2 separate regions of the Homo sapiens genome follow, and region 2 is linked to region 1. Evidence: chromatin contacts called from ENCODE Hi-C data. All regions are on one chromosome and are shown on one strand. The core of a region is the stretch at or near the end of the contact, and the rest is flanking DNA. Distances in the headings are between cores, read along the strand shown. Region 1 holds the start of TOB1 (transducer of ERBB2, 1). Region 2 holds the start of AKAP1 (A-kinase anchoring protein 1).

What was found. A loop is a pair of places that touch in the nucleus more often than their neighbours do. Pooled maps may share reads with other maps.
Region 2: a loop to region 1 is called in a map of naive thymus-derived CD4-positive, alpha-beta T cell, with 22 times the contacts of the local background. The contact joins the promoter of AKAP1 here to the promoter of TOB1 in region 1. A Hi-C loop is called at or near these places in 1 of 168 maps with a recorded cell type or tissue (naive thymus-derived CD4-positive, alpha-beta T cell), 1 of 37 single-sample maps with no recorded cell type and 9 of 50 pooled maps.

What each region holds. Positions count from the first base shown.
Region 1 is chr17:50,863,842-50,869,555 of GRCh38, forward strand. TOB1 (transducer of ERBB2, 1) reads right to left here and starts at 2,513. Exons shown (of 2, transcript NM_005749.4): 1 at 2,217-2,513; 2 at 1-322. The coding sequence starts at 176. It overlaps TOB1-AS1 (TOB1 antisense RNA 1), which reads left to right and starts at 2,838. Exons shown (of 2, transcript NR_038458.1): 1 at 2,838-3,376; 2 at 3,655-4,530. RefSeq lists an enhancer at 1,129-1,178 and silencers at 1,719-2,328, 2,339-2,848.
Region 2 is chr17:57,083,996-57,089,709 of GRCh38, forward strand. AKAP1 (A-kinase anchoring protein 1) reads left to right here and starts at 1,251. Exons shown (of 11, transcript NM_003488.4): 1 at 1,251-1,403. AKAP1-DT (AKAP1 divergent transcript) reads right to left here and starts at 1,043. Exons shown (of 3, transcript NR_186437.1): 1 at 845-1,043. RefSeq lists enhancers at 708-787, 1,827-2,329 and silencers at 1,008-1,587, 1,628-1,927, 2,208-2,297.

The DNA.
Region 1 (5,714 bases), core at 1,263-3,762:
TGTATACATCTAAACCCCGATCCTTTGTATGGCTTTTCAGGATACCAGTGCCCTTCATATTTCTTCTTAAGAAGTCTTTCAAGTTCTTCACCAAAAATGTTGACACGTCTCCTGGGAAGCTTATTGTACAAATACGAAATAATAAAATTTAGTGCTACTTGGATTTCAAGCTGCATAGCTGCTACGCCACAAAATTAGGTTTCAACTCCCCCACCAAAAAAAAAAAAAAAAAAAAAAGATGTTCAGTTTGTGGCAGAGAAACAAATTTTCATTCAAAGTGCTGGTATTAGTAGATTATCCTTCACCTTGAGTGATCTTGTTCCTTAAAACAAAAGCAAACATATCCAAATAAGATAAATGTAATATAAGTCCCATGACCTTCCCCCCTCCAAAGTAATTTCACCTTTCAAAATGTCTAAGATCCTGTGTTAGTCTGCTAAGGATAAAAAGAAAAAGAAAATGTCTACTAGGACAGAAAGCCTGAAAACTGTTACTAGCACAAAATAAACATAAAATAGAAAATCGTTTATTAAAGTTTAAAATGACACAGGAAAATGTAGATTTACAAATGAAATAATGCTTTTAAAAACCTGTTTCTGAATAGAGTTCTAAGAAGAAAAATCTCTAGAACATGCATTCTTCTCTCCTCAGTTCTCACAAGAATATTTATTGTACTCAGCATCCTCCCCCCACCCCCATATATATAGATGCCACTTTTAGGTAGTAATTTTTATTGTTATTCACCAACTTAGAAGTGAATCCATGTTTTAGTTTACTTTGGATATATACTGTTTAAATCTGCTCTGTCACTGACATTTAAAAATTTGGTTACGTTAGGAAGATCATTTTAATTTCCATAGTACATGATGCTAAAATTAAAGACACTGAGTACTAAATGAACTTCATCCTAGTAAATAATTATGAACCAAATTATTCTATATAGTTTCGGCCTTAAGTATACTAAGAGCATACAATATAATAAAATCCAGCTTCTCTGGGCCTTTTGTTTTCAATGTGTATTTTTCTAAATCTGAAAATACCTATTCGGCAGCAAGTATAACAAAAGCAAAGACACAAATTAAAACTATTGATTATTCTGTTTAAGGCCAGGGTTTCTGAGTTTTAGTCTGATTTTAAAAAACCTCCGTCTGTCCCTCTCTCCCTCCCTCCCTCTCACGGTAACAGCCGGAGAGGCAAGTATGGTAAGGTCGACCTTTAAACGTTTGCTGGATCAGCACTGGGTGGGGATAAGAAAAGATCAAGGGCAAACAGAAGATATTTGCGAAAGGGATCTATTTGCACACTGAAGTTGATTTAAAAGTACGTTTAAAAATCAAGTTGGTCTTAATTCGTCTGTTCTATTTTCCATATTCGTGGTGACAAAGGGAAAAAGAATCTCTGGCTGCCCCCAAACTACAAACACTTTCCAAGTCAAAAGCCTGAGTGCCGGCAGAGGCAGCTGATTAAGCCCAATTGCTTGAAGGTGCAGCCGAGCGAAATTCAGGCTCGGTGGAAGGTAGTTACAAAGCAACGCCTTAAGACAGGCAGGAGTGTGAAGAATTACATAAACAGCCAGTTAGATCTCATTAGATTTCTGCTCACAGCCCTCGGAGCCCAAGCGCTACAGCAGCAGCAACAGCAAGAGGAGGTGGAGGTGGAGGAGGAAGAGAGTACGAGCCTCCTCGGAGAAGGAGGAGGAAGGCCCGGGAAATGGAAGAGCAACCTCTCCCGGCTGGGCACCCAGCACCGAGCAGGTCGGGGCGCCGGGTCAGCCGCTCCCCTCCCCCGCCGTAACCCGACCCGCTGCTCCCCGCCCCGTGGCCCCCGCCCCGGGCTCCTGGGAGCCGGCCAGAGCCTGGGGGAGCACCGGTTCCTCGGCACCATTTTCAGCCTCGCGGCCACCGGCCCCTCGAACCCCAGCGTTCCACCGCGAGCTCGTCGCTCCTCCGGGCACCCCAACCCCCCAATTCCCGTCAGCTCGCCCCGGGCCGCCCGTCCCCGGCCAACTGCCCAGGACGAGCCCGACGCGCCGGCGGCCCCTCGGAGCCGCTCCCCTCGGGTCCTGGCGCTGCCCCCTCGGCGCCCAGGGCCGCGACCCCGCCGTCCCCGAGCTCCCGAGGGCCCAGGGCTCGACGCCGCTGCAGCCCCTCCTCCGCCGCCTGGGCCCGGGGCTCCCGTCTCCTCGCCGACCCCGCCCGGCGCCCCGAGATACTTACGGGCTGCTTCGGGGCGGCTTGGACCACAGACCCGCGGCTGGGCGGGGAGCAGCGCGGCAGGGCGGGGGCGCGGGAGGGTCGGGAGCGGCGAGCTCGCCGAGTGCAAGACGTTGCCGCTGCGGGGCTGAGGACAGAGGACAGAGGCCTCGGGCAGGCCTTGGGAGATCGCCGTTAGTGGCTCGGGGTGGCGGGCACGGGGGTCAGACGAGCGCGCTCACTTCTCCACACAGCCCGGTGCCCGGCCCAGCGTCCCCGTAGTGCGCCCGCTACACGCCGGGCCAGAGCTTCGCTCCTTCTGCCGCGGCGCGCGCCCCGCCTCTCGTTTTATGGCCTCCTCCCCGCCCCCATCCCCTCCGTCGGGGTGCGCGCGCCCGCTCCGCGTCACACAGCTCCGGCGGCGCAGCCATTCCCCGCGCTCCCCGCCCGGCACCCCGGTCCCCCGCCGGCCGGCTCCGCCCCTGCCCTGCCCCCCGACGCCATTGGCCAAGTCCCGCCTGCCCCTGTCCGGACGCGCGGCGGACGCAGGGGTGGGGAAGCCGCACCCTCCGGGCTCCAGGAGGGCCAATGAACCGACGATCGGAGCACTGGGGACGGAATGAAGAGAACGTCTGGAAAGGGACTGTGGGGGCAGACGTGCCAATGAGAGAGAAAGGGGTGGGGTAGGGCGGCTGACGCCCGGTTTAGGCGGAGAGCGCCGGGCAGAGGGGGAGGGGGACGAAGCTGGTGGCGAAGCGGCTCAGGAGAACCGGGGCTGGAGGAGCGGCAAGAGTACCCAGAAAGTGCCCTCTCCGCGGGGGTCTGCGGCCAAGGAGGATCCTGCTCGTGGAATAGCTACCAAATCGGCCTCCAGCCCACCCCAGGGGCGGGGTAGAGAAAGGGCAAACTGTGACCGGGACTTGTGCACCCGATTAATTGAATATTAATCACCCCAAGGCCTAGGCCAACCGCCACCCAGAGAGTGGCAGCTGCAGAACCCAAAGACGTGGAGCCGGGCTGGGGGTGGGGAAGGGAGGCCGCCACAGCTCCCGCCCCGCCGGCAGTTTAACTGCTTCCGCAGCCTCAGGCCTCCCGGTGCGACCCCGGCTGCGACTCGGATCCGTTTATTCCAAATGTCCCAGCCCACGCCGTGCCCAGAGTGTGGCGACACGAGGCCAAACTGCGTATGTATCTGTGTCCATGTCTACACACACACGCATGCGTGCATTTCTAGGGCTTGCTGGATCGCAGGTGCACAGAATAAACGCGGTGCCTGCTTGTAAAGCGCGTTTAAGATCATTCTTGGCTGAAATATGTGCGGGTACCTAGGGAGTGGGGTAAGAGAGGGACTCGTGGTGGGGGGCGGGTAAGTGCCTTTTTCACAACCTGCCCCAGAGAAATACACGAAATTACATCGGGAGTGGAATCGAGCGTCCCTCTCAGCTAAAAATATTACTCACAGGTAGCAACGACGCCTGATTGGCTGCGCTGGTCCCTTCGCAACGAGGCGATTGGCTGCCTGGTATCCAGGAGACCGACGTCAAACTCGGACTGGGAAAAGGGGAAAGTCTGGGGGGAGCGAAGGAGGGGACGGGGAGAAAGAAGCAATGAATGAAACGCCCATCGCCTGGCCTTCCCCTTTCCCCTTTCCCCTCTCCTCTCCATTCTTGGAGCACTTCCTGGAAAAACACCAGTTGGGGCGCCGCCTTCCCCTCCAAACGTTGGGGCCTGCACTCTCAACCTGCTATAAGGAAGTTAAACCGCAGCTCACCGAGGAGTAGGGTGTCTACGGGGCGGGCCCGTGTAGACCAGCTGTGCTCCTCGGGCACAAACCCGCCGTACATGCCAGGCCTAGAAGCTTTTGGCTTTGTGGACGCAAAATCTGGTTGGAGCCGCCTTCTCCACCCTGACTCTCCCGCCTCTCCTTTTTAGAAGGAACCGCACTGAGAAAGGGTATTTCTGAAGGCTCAATGCGTAGGAGAAGGGGTGGGAAGATGGGTTTGTGGAATGGGCTGAGGGTGGGGAGTGGTCAGGTGACTGATTTCATGTTTATTGTACAGATTCCTAAAACATAGTTTTACTAAGTGACTCCTTAAATTCTGATTAATGTGATTTTTTTTTTTTTTTGAGTGTTTGGGTTTTTTAGTTGCAAACAGGAGTGGAATTGAAATGTGAAAGTATGGCAAAACTGTGAAAGCATTTAAATTAAAATGTCCCTTCCTCTGCATTGAAATGTCATCAAAGCGTCAAATATAAATGATTTGTTCAGTTTTCTTTTTTTATTTGTTTGTTTTTGGTTTTCTGTAATGACAAGTCCATCTGTAATAAAAGTGAGTTATTTTTAGTTTTCTAATTAAGCACAGAAATTTCAAGAAACTAGACAGGATATCCTTGGAATGCCTTACCAAAAGAAACACTTCATTTTTCACGTGTTCTAGAAGCACAACTTCTTTTACCATTAGGCAAATAATGGTACTGTACCAAACATCTAGAACTGCGGGACCATGTGTCTTGATTAGTAATTTTATATTGGGGGGGCATATTAGGCATGGCTGAGACTAAAATGTCTAAAGATAGATGAATTGTAATTTTGTCAAACTTATCTGTACTTTTCAATAATTCTCTAAAGAGAAGGGACAAGTTCTCTTTTCTGAATGTCTTCAATCTGTAATTCCAGATTTGAAATATGAGAGCAGTCATCTGATAGGTACTGATTAAATATCAGTAGCATTAAAAGCATTTTTAAGTCAGAAATGTAGATGTCAAAAATTTATGAGTTATTGCTGCTTGGCCTAGGAGTGTAAGAAGATGTCTGACCAAATATAAACACACACACACACACCACACAAACAACACACACGGAGGCCCCATGGCATACTGGAAAAAGCAATGAAGGGTGGGTACTGGGAGGTCTGAGTTTCACACCAGTTTCAATAAACTTTTAGTTTTCTCACCTATAAAAAGGGTTGAATTAGATCATATCTAATGTCTCCTTCAATTAAAAAAAAATTCCACACTTGGCTGGGAGCAGTGGCTTACGCCTGTAATCCCAGCACTTTGGGAGGCTGAGGCAGGCAGATTACCTGAGCTCAGGAATTTGAGACCAGCCTGGCCAACACGGTGAAACCCCGTCTCTACTGAAAATACAAAAATTAGCCGGGTGTAGTGGCACACGCCTGTAATCCCAGCTACTTGGGAGGCTGAGGCAGGAGAATTGCTTGAGCCTGGGAGATGGAGGTTGCAGTGCGCCGCGATCGTGCCACTGCACTCCTGCTGGCCGACAGAGCGAGACTCTCTCTCAAAAAAATAAATAAATAAAATATTCCGCCCTTAAAACTCAATGTTCCTAACATATATACTGCAGCTGTTCTTCAAATACAGATTGCAAGTCAGGGCGCGGTGGCTCTCGCCTGTAATCCCAGTACTTTGGGAGGCCAAGGTGGGTGGATCATCTGAGGTCGGGAGCTCGAGATCAGCTTGACCAACATGGAGAAACCCTGTCTCTACTAAAAATACAAAATT
Region 2 (5,714 bases), core at 1-2,500, 6.2 Mb after region 1:
GCGGGCGGATCACGACGTCAGGAGATCGAAACCATCCTAGCTAACACGGTGAAACCCCATCTCTACTAAAAATACAAAAAATTAGCCGGGCGTGGTGGCAGGCGCCTGTAGTCCCAGCTACTCGGGAGGCTGAGGCAGGAGAATGGCGTGAACCTGGGAGGCGGAGCTTGCAGTGAGCCGAGATCGTGCCACTGCACTCCAGCCTGGGCGACAGAGCAAGACTCCGTCTCACAAAAAAAAAAAAATAAAAAATAGGGCTCTTTTTCTTTCTTTCCTATGTCAGTTTCCTATTTGTTTCCTTCCTGACATCTACCACACCATGCAATTGGGATTCATATATATATGAATTTGACTTAAATCTCATTAGGTATAGTAAATGGCATCTGTCATTTAAACTTGCATTTGATCACTAGTGAAGATTAAGCATTTTCCCAAGTAATTGTTAGTTCTTAGCATGATCTATTTTCTATATTTTGGCCAAACAAATGTTCATTTAAAGTCACTTTGTTTTAAGGATGACAGCAGGGCTGGACAGCCAAAACCCTACCCTCTCCATTTATTTTGGAGGAATTTATTTTCCCAAGGTCCTGGCAGAGATAGTGACTCACCGTGACTATCTCTGCAAAAATCATTCCAAAACCCACACCAATTCAGAGAAAAGTGCTTCATTTCGATAACATCGACTTGTGAAAACGAGCAAGAAAGTTGCATTTGAGTGGTACCAGGTTTCACCATTATGCAGTTATCGAGCAATTATTAATGGCCAACCCAATTATACGCTACAAGGAAATGACGGTCACAGGGAAGCTCAAAGCCCCGAAGCGAGGGAAGCCCTGCTCCTCACCGGCCCCTCCGCCTTTTCCAGGGCGCTCTCCGTCCCGAGGCAGGAGATGGCCTGGTTGACCCTTCGAGACAAGGCGGCAAAACCGGTGCTGGGCTTGCGGGGCAGGGAATCAAGGTTCCTCCGGTTGCTGTACCGTCCCGCCCGGCCCCTCTCCCGGGCACCGGAGAGATGACGGCTCTCTCGCGAGAGCGCGAGCAAGACCCGGCTCCGGGCGGCGGCGGGATGTTAGCCCAGCGCTGTAGACCGCGCCCCCTCTGGCGCAGCTGGGAGAGGCGCGGCGGAGGCACTGCCGGGAGCGGCCGGCGGCGCGCACGCGCAGGTGAGCGGGGCGGGCTCGGGAGCGCGCGGGCACAAGGGCGAGGGGCGGGGCCTGCGTCGCGCTGCGGGCACGTCGCCGCGCGTCTTCAGTATTTAATGTCTCTGTGTTCCACCCGCCTGGGCTAGCACGTGGGGGAGCTGCGGAAGCGCGGCGCTGCGGGCCGGGCCGCGGGGCACAGCCGGGGGCCGGCGGCGGCGCGCGGACTCCGCATCCCGCACCCCGATGGTAGCCGAGGAGCTGGTAGGTCGGGGGCAGCTGCGCCGGGGACCCCCTGCCGGAGACCCGAAGGCGGCGGGGTCGGGGCGATGGGGAGCCTGAGGTGCAGGTGCAGGGTGCGACGCGCCCTCCAGGTACCCCGGGGGCGGGACGCTCCGGACGCAGAGGTGTCCTGGGGGCTCTCGGCCGCCGCGCGCTGTCAGGCAGGCCCATCTTTCCCTCCCTCGTCTGCGCCCCCTCTCGTCCTTCCCCGCCGGTTGTCTGCCCGCGGGCTCCTGACAGATCGCGTGTGCGCGGCTCTGGGCGGCGCTCTGCGGCCGCGCCGTCCTCCCCACGCGCGTCACTGTCCTCGGGGGCGGGGGGCGAGGGCGCGACGCCCGGGTCGCCTCTCTGCACCTCAACTTAACCGGAGCGTGCACACCCGCCTGCGAGGCTGACCCGAGCGCGTCCCACCCAAGGTCGCCCAGCCCCGCGGGCGTTTACTTTTCAAAGGTCGTGTGTACACAGTCTGAGCCGGAGCTGCCCCTTCACTTCTGGAGCCTCGCCCAACTTCTCACCCTCGGCTCGCCCGCCGGCGCAGCCCCTGGGAGTTCCGTGCGGCGAGCCAGGGGAACTGGGAAGATGGGCCGGGACATCGGCCGGTTGTGATCCAACCGTGTTTCGGGCTGAGGGACCGTTCGAACCGAATTGGGGTCTGGAGGTCGGAGGCTCAGGGGCGTCTCGGGGGGAATTTGCATTCGTAGCCCCTGCAGGCGTGTCCGGAGGGGTGGAGGCCGTCCAGCCTGGGGTGTCTGCCGACCTCACGCCCGGGGGCCCCGACGGTCACGTGTCCGGCCCCGCCTGCGGCCCAGGGCCCGGGGTCTGCGATCTGGAGGGACCGCGCCAGTTTTGGGGTTACGATGTGCTAGGAGAGGCAGTGGCTGGATGCCTCGAACGCGGGCTTTCTGGCGTTCAACTCTTTTGTGCCCTAGCTGAAGGTCTTCCTGTTTCCCTTCCAGGGAGGGATAGGAGAAGAAAGGTGCTGATCGTGGTAGGCGGTGCTGTGGCGACTCGGAACGGCATGGGAGCCCTGGGCGTTTCGGGATCTTCCTCTCCTGGGGGATGTCCTGGGTGGCGGCGCCTTCCTGCCGCCGTTAACACAAACCCGGTGGACTTCGCTCCAGGTGCGAGTCGAGGCCTCTCAAGCTGGGTAGGGTGTATGCGCAGGGCAATTAGTGAGGTTAACCTGGGTATCTTTCCCCTACTGTAGTGCGCGTTACTTCGTGTTTAGATTTGTCTCCAGTGAAATCTAGGCTGCTGGACCTGGTGCAACAGTATCTGTTAGTTACTGATCAAGGAACACCGTTCACAAAAAGCTATTAATTCTGGCAACTAGTAGCCTTACAAGCTCTTGTAACTGCTAAGTCCTTCCCAAATTAGTACCTTTTTTTTTTTTAACTCTTTATTTAGAAAGCAAAGCTTGGACTCTTAGCACCACCCATCCACTTTGCTCTTAAAGGTACAGAACATCTTTGAAATGAAGAAGGCTGCCTGACTTGATCATTTATATAATTCCTCTGATCTTGGCATTGAAGTGGTTCACCTGCTGATTATTTAAGACCCTGAGCACTGGAAGCAAGTGAAGTTATGTTTTGGGAACCTTTTGACTTGTGTTGAACTTTTCTTTAACCTCTAACTAGTTTTGTAGGTTCTGCATAATTCTTGGGTGTATTCTCTTTGAAATATGGCCCTAGGTTAGAGGAGGTCCTCTGGATCCTACAGGCATGCAAATCACTAAAGCTTGAGTCCATTACTGGATTAATAGGCTCTGTCTTCATGCATGTTGTCAGATGATGGCTCAGAACTTGCAGGTAACAGATCCTAGCCAATGAGTGAGACAGGTCTAATGGATTTGTGTCTAGGTCTAGTTCCTTGTAGGAATATCTCTCCCATCTCCCAGTTGTTTCTAGGAAATGCATTCTCACTTGGCCACTGCAGGGTGACAGTGGAGGTGTCTGTTGTAAGTGGCCTGCTCAGGTGCTGAAGTCGATATGTCTCCAGTGTAAGGTTGCTGAACATCAATATTTAAAAGCAATTTATCTTGCTGCCTGGTAACCCAAATTATTCTTGAGCTTTGGACATAGGCTGGGTTGCAGCCATATTTTAGGGGAAGGCTGGTGTTAGCCTCTACAGTATTCCCTTTTCCTGTCCTAAAGACAAATGGAGATCATATTTGTGATACTGGGGACTGTGATAGGTGCTTAAGCATTGCTCTTCCCCTCTCCTCCCTGAACAATCCCTGAGACTGACTTTGTTTCTCTTGAATTACTTGAGTGACTTGAATTCTATTAAAAGCACCCCTCTCCTTAGCCTCTGACCCAGAAGCTTGTTTGGGAGGAAAAACGAATTGGTTTCCCTAAGCTTTGCTGGCTAGCCTCCTGCTCCCAGCCTGCAACATGACTTGATTGTGTGTGCATTTCAGGGCTTTGAAGAGCAGGCAGCTTGTAGCCAATGTACCCAGAGAGCTGGCCGTAGAGTTCCCCTAGGTCACTCCTTCCTAATCTTCCCTGTGAGTCTGAATGATTGGGCCTTTCTGTAGCTTGGTCTGTTTTCCTATTGTGGGGAAGTCAGTTGTTTCAGGTATGAGTTAATACCTTCAGCTTGTCATTCTCAGGCGTTTTCTTCCACTATGGGGAGGTAGTAGATCCTGTGGGCATCTTGTCCCATTGAAATCATCTCATATACTGTTTGAGAGTTGCTCATCTTTATGGTGGGGGGTGTATTTTAGTCCTAAATCTTGCTTCTTAGGGCAAGTTCTGTTTCTTCCATGTTCCTTCCTGGTGTAATACCTCAGGCAGTTTTCACTTTTATGATCATTTAACATTAAGTTCCCATCACATGTGGCATCCCACTGAAGGAACCTCCTGGCCTTGGTACCTAATTTGAAGCTTGGGCTGTGGAAAACATCATCAGTGAGCATGTTTGAAGTAGGACAGAGTCTGGCTGGAGAAACAGGTAGTGGGGGAGCTGGGAGCTAAACTTGAGAGGATGCCTCTTTCTTGATAGTTACTGTGCTAGGTGAGTTATGAGCACACTAATCCTTTAATCCTCACACCTCTGAGAACAGTGAGGGTGAAGCTGGAGGTCATTCTGGATTGTTTCAGTGGCTGTCACACAAATTCAAATTGAGGGGTAGAGGAACTAGGAAGCGTGGGTGTGGAGTTAAAACTAGGTCCTCTGGATGGCTTTTGTGAGAAGAACCAAGGAATATTCTTAAATCCCTGGGCTTTTCTCCTAATCTTTCTGCTGCTTTCTAAGTAGATTGTTAACATTGTGTGTGTTATCATTCAGCATTCTGAGAACTAGCTTTCCAGCAATAAATAGCTTTCAAGGTGTCCTTTGCCTTAACTTTTTCATTTTACTAAATGGTGCAGCCTTGTCCACATTCTGTCCGGGTCTTCACCATCTGGTTGTTTTTCCGGCTTGGTTTGATAGTTTGCAGCAGTCAGTGGTAAACATTGTGTTCCCTGTTCTGTAATGGTGGCTGGTTGTGTTCACCGAGCCAGGTGTCACTAAGGCCCAGTTGCACTTGGGAGCAAAGAAGGGCCCTGAGGTGAGTCCTGGAAGTAAAAATATGTATAACCTAGGGCTGATGAGGCTTGTTTCACTGCTGGGCTTAGCTGACAAGAGCCTGGGACTTGCTGCAGCTCTCAGAGCTGAAACCTGGCGGTGATTCTAGGCAGGCTGGTTGGCCTTCCAGATCTTGGTTTATTCAGTGGCTAAAAGAGGTTTGGTCAAAATTATCAGTATTCAGATTATGGTCCTGGGAGCCTTGGAGTTAGACCAAACGTGCCCAGGGGCCACTGGAGTGATGTGTTTGGGCTGGGGAGCACAGCTCAATGGGTAGTACATGTCAAAGACTTAAGGGGAAAAAAAACAACTCACTGTTCATCTCAAGTTCTTAGCTCTAAGGTGTGCTACTGTTCTAAATATTTTTTATTTTTAAAGATAGCTTTATTTGCCTAAATTTGTCCTGGGTGTGGGGAGTTTAGAGCTGCCTTGTCTGTAGGGTAGCTGCTAGCTGTGTGACTAATTAAACTTTTCAAAGTATTTTTAAAAAAATTTCTTAGTGACATTAGCCACATTTCAGGTTCTCAGTGGCCTCGTGTAGCTAGTGGCTGCCGTCCTGGTCAGTACAGGTCAAGAACATTTTCCATAATCGAAGAAAGTTTTGTTGGACAGCGCCGGCCTAGAAAGTTTTTTTTTCTCCAACTCTAAAAGCTTAATTGTCTCAACTTGTAAATCTCTAAAGCATAACATGTTTGAGCTTAGTCTTCCAGAGTCCATAAACCCAAC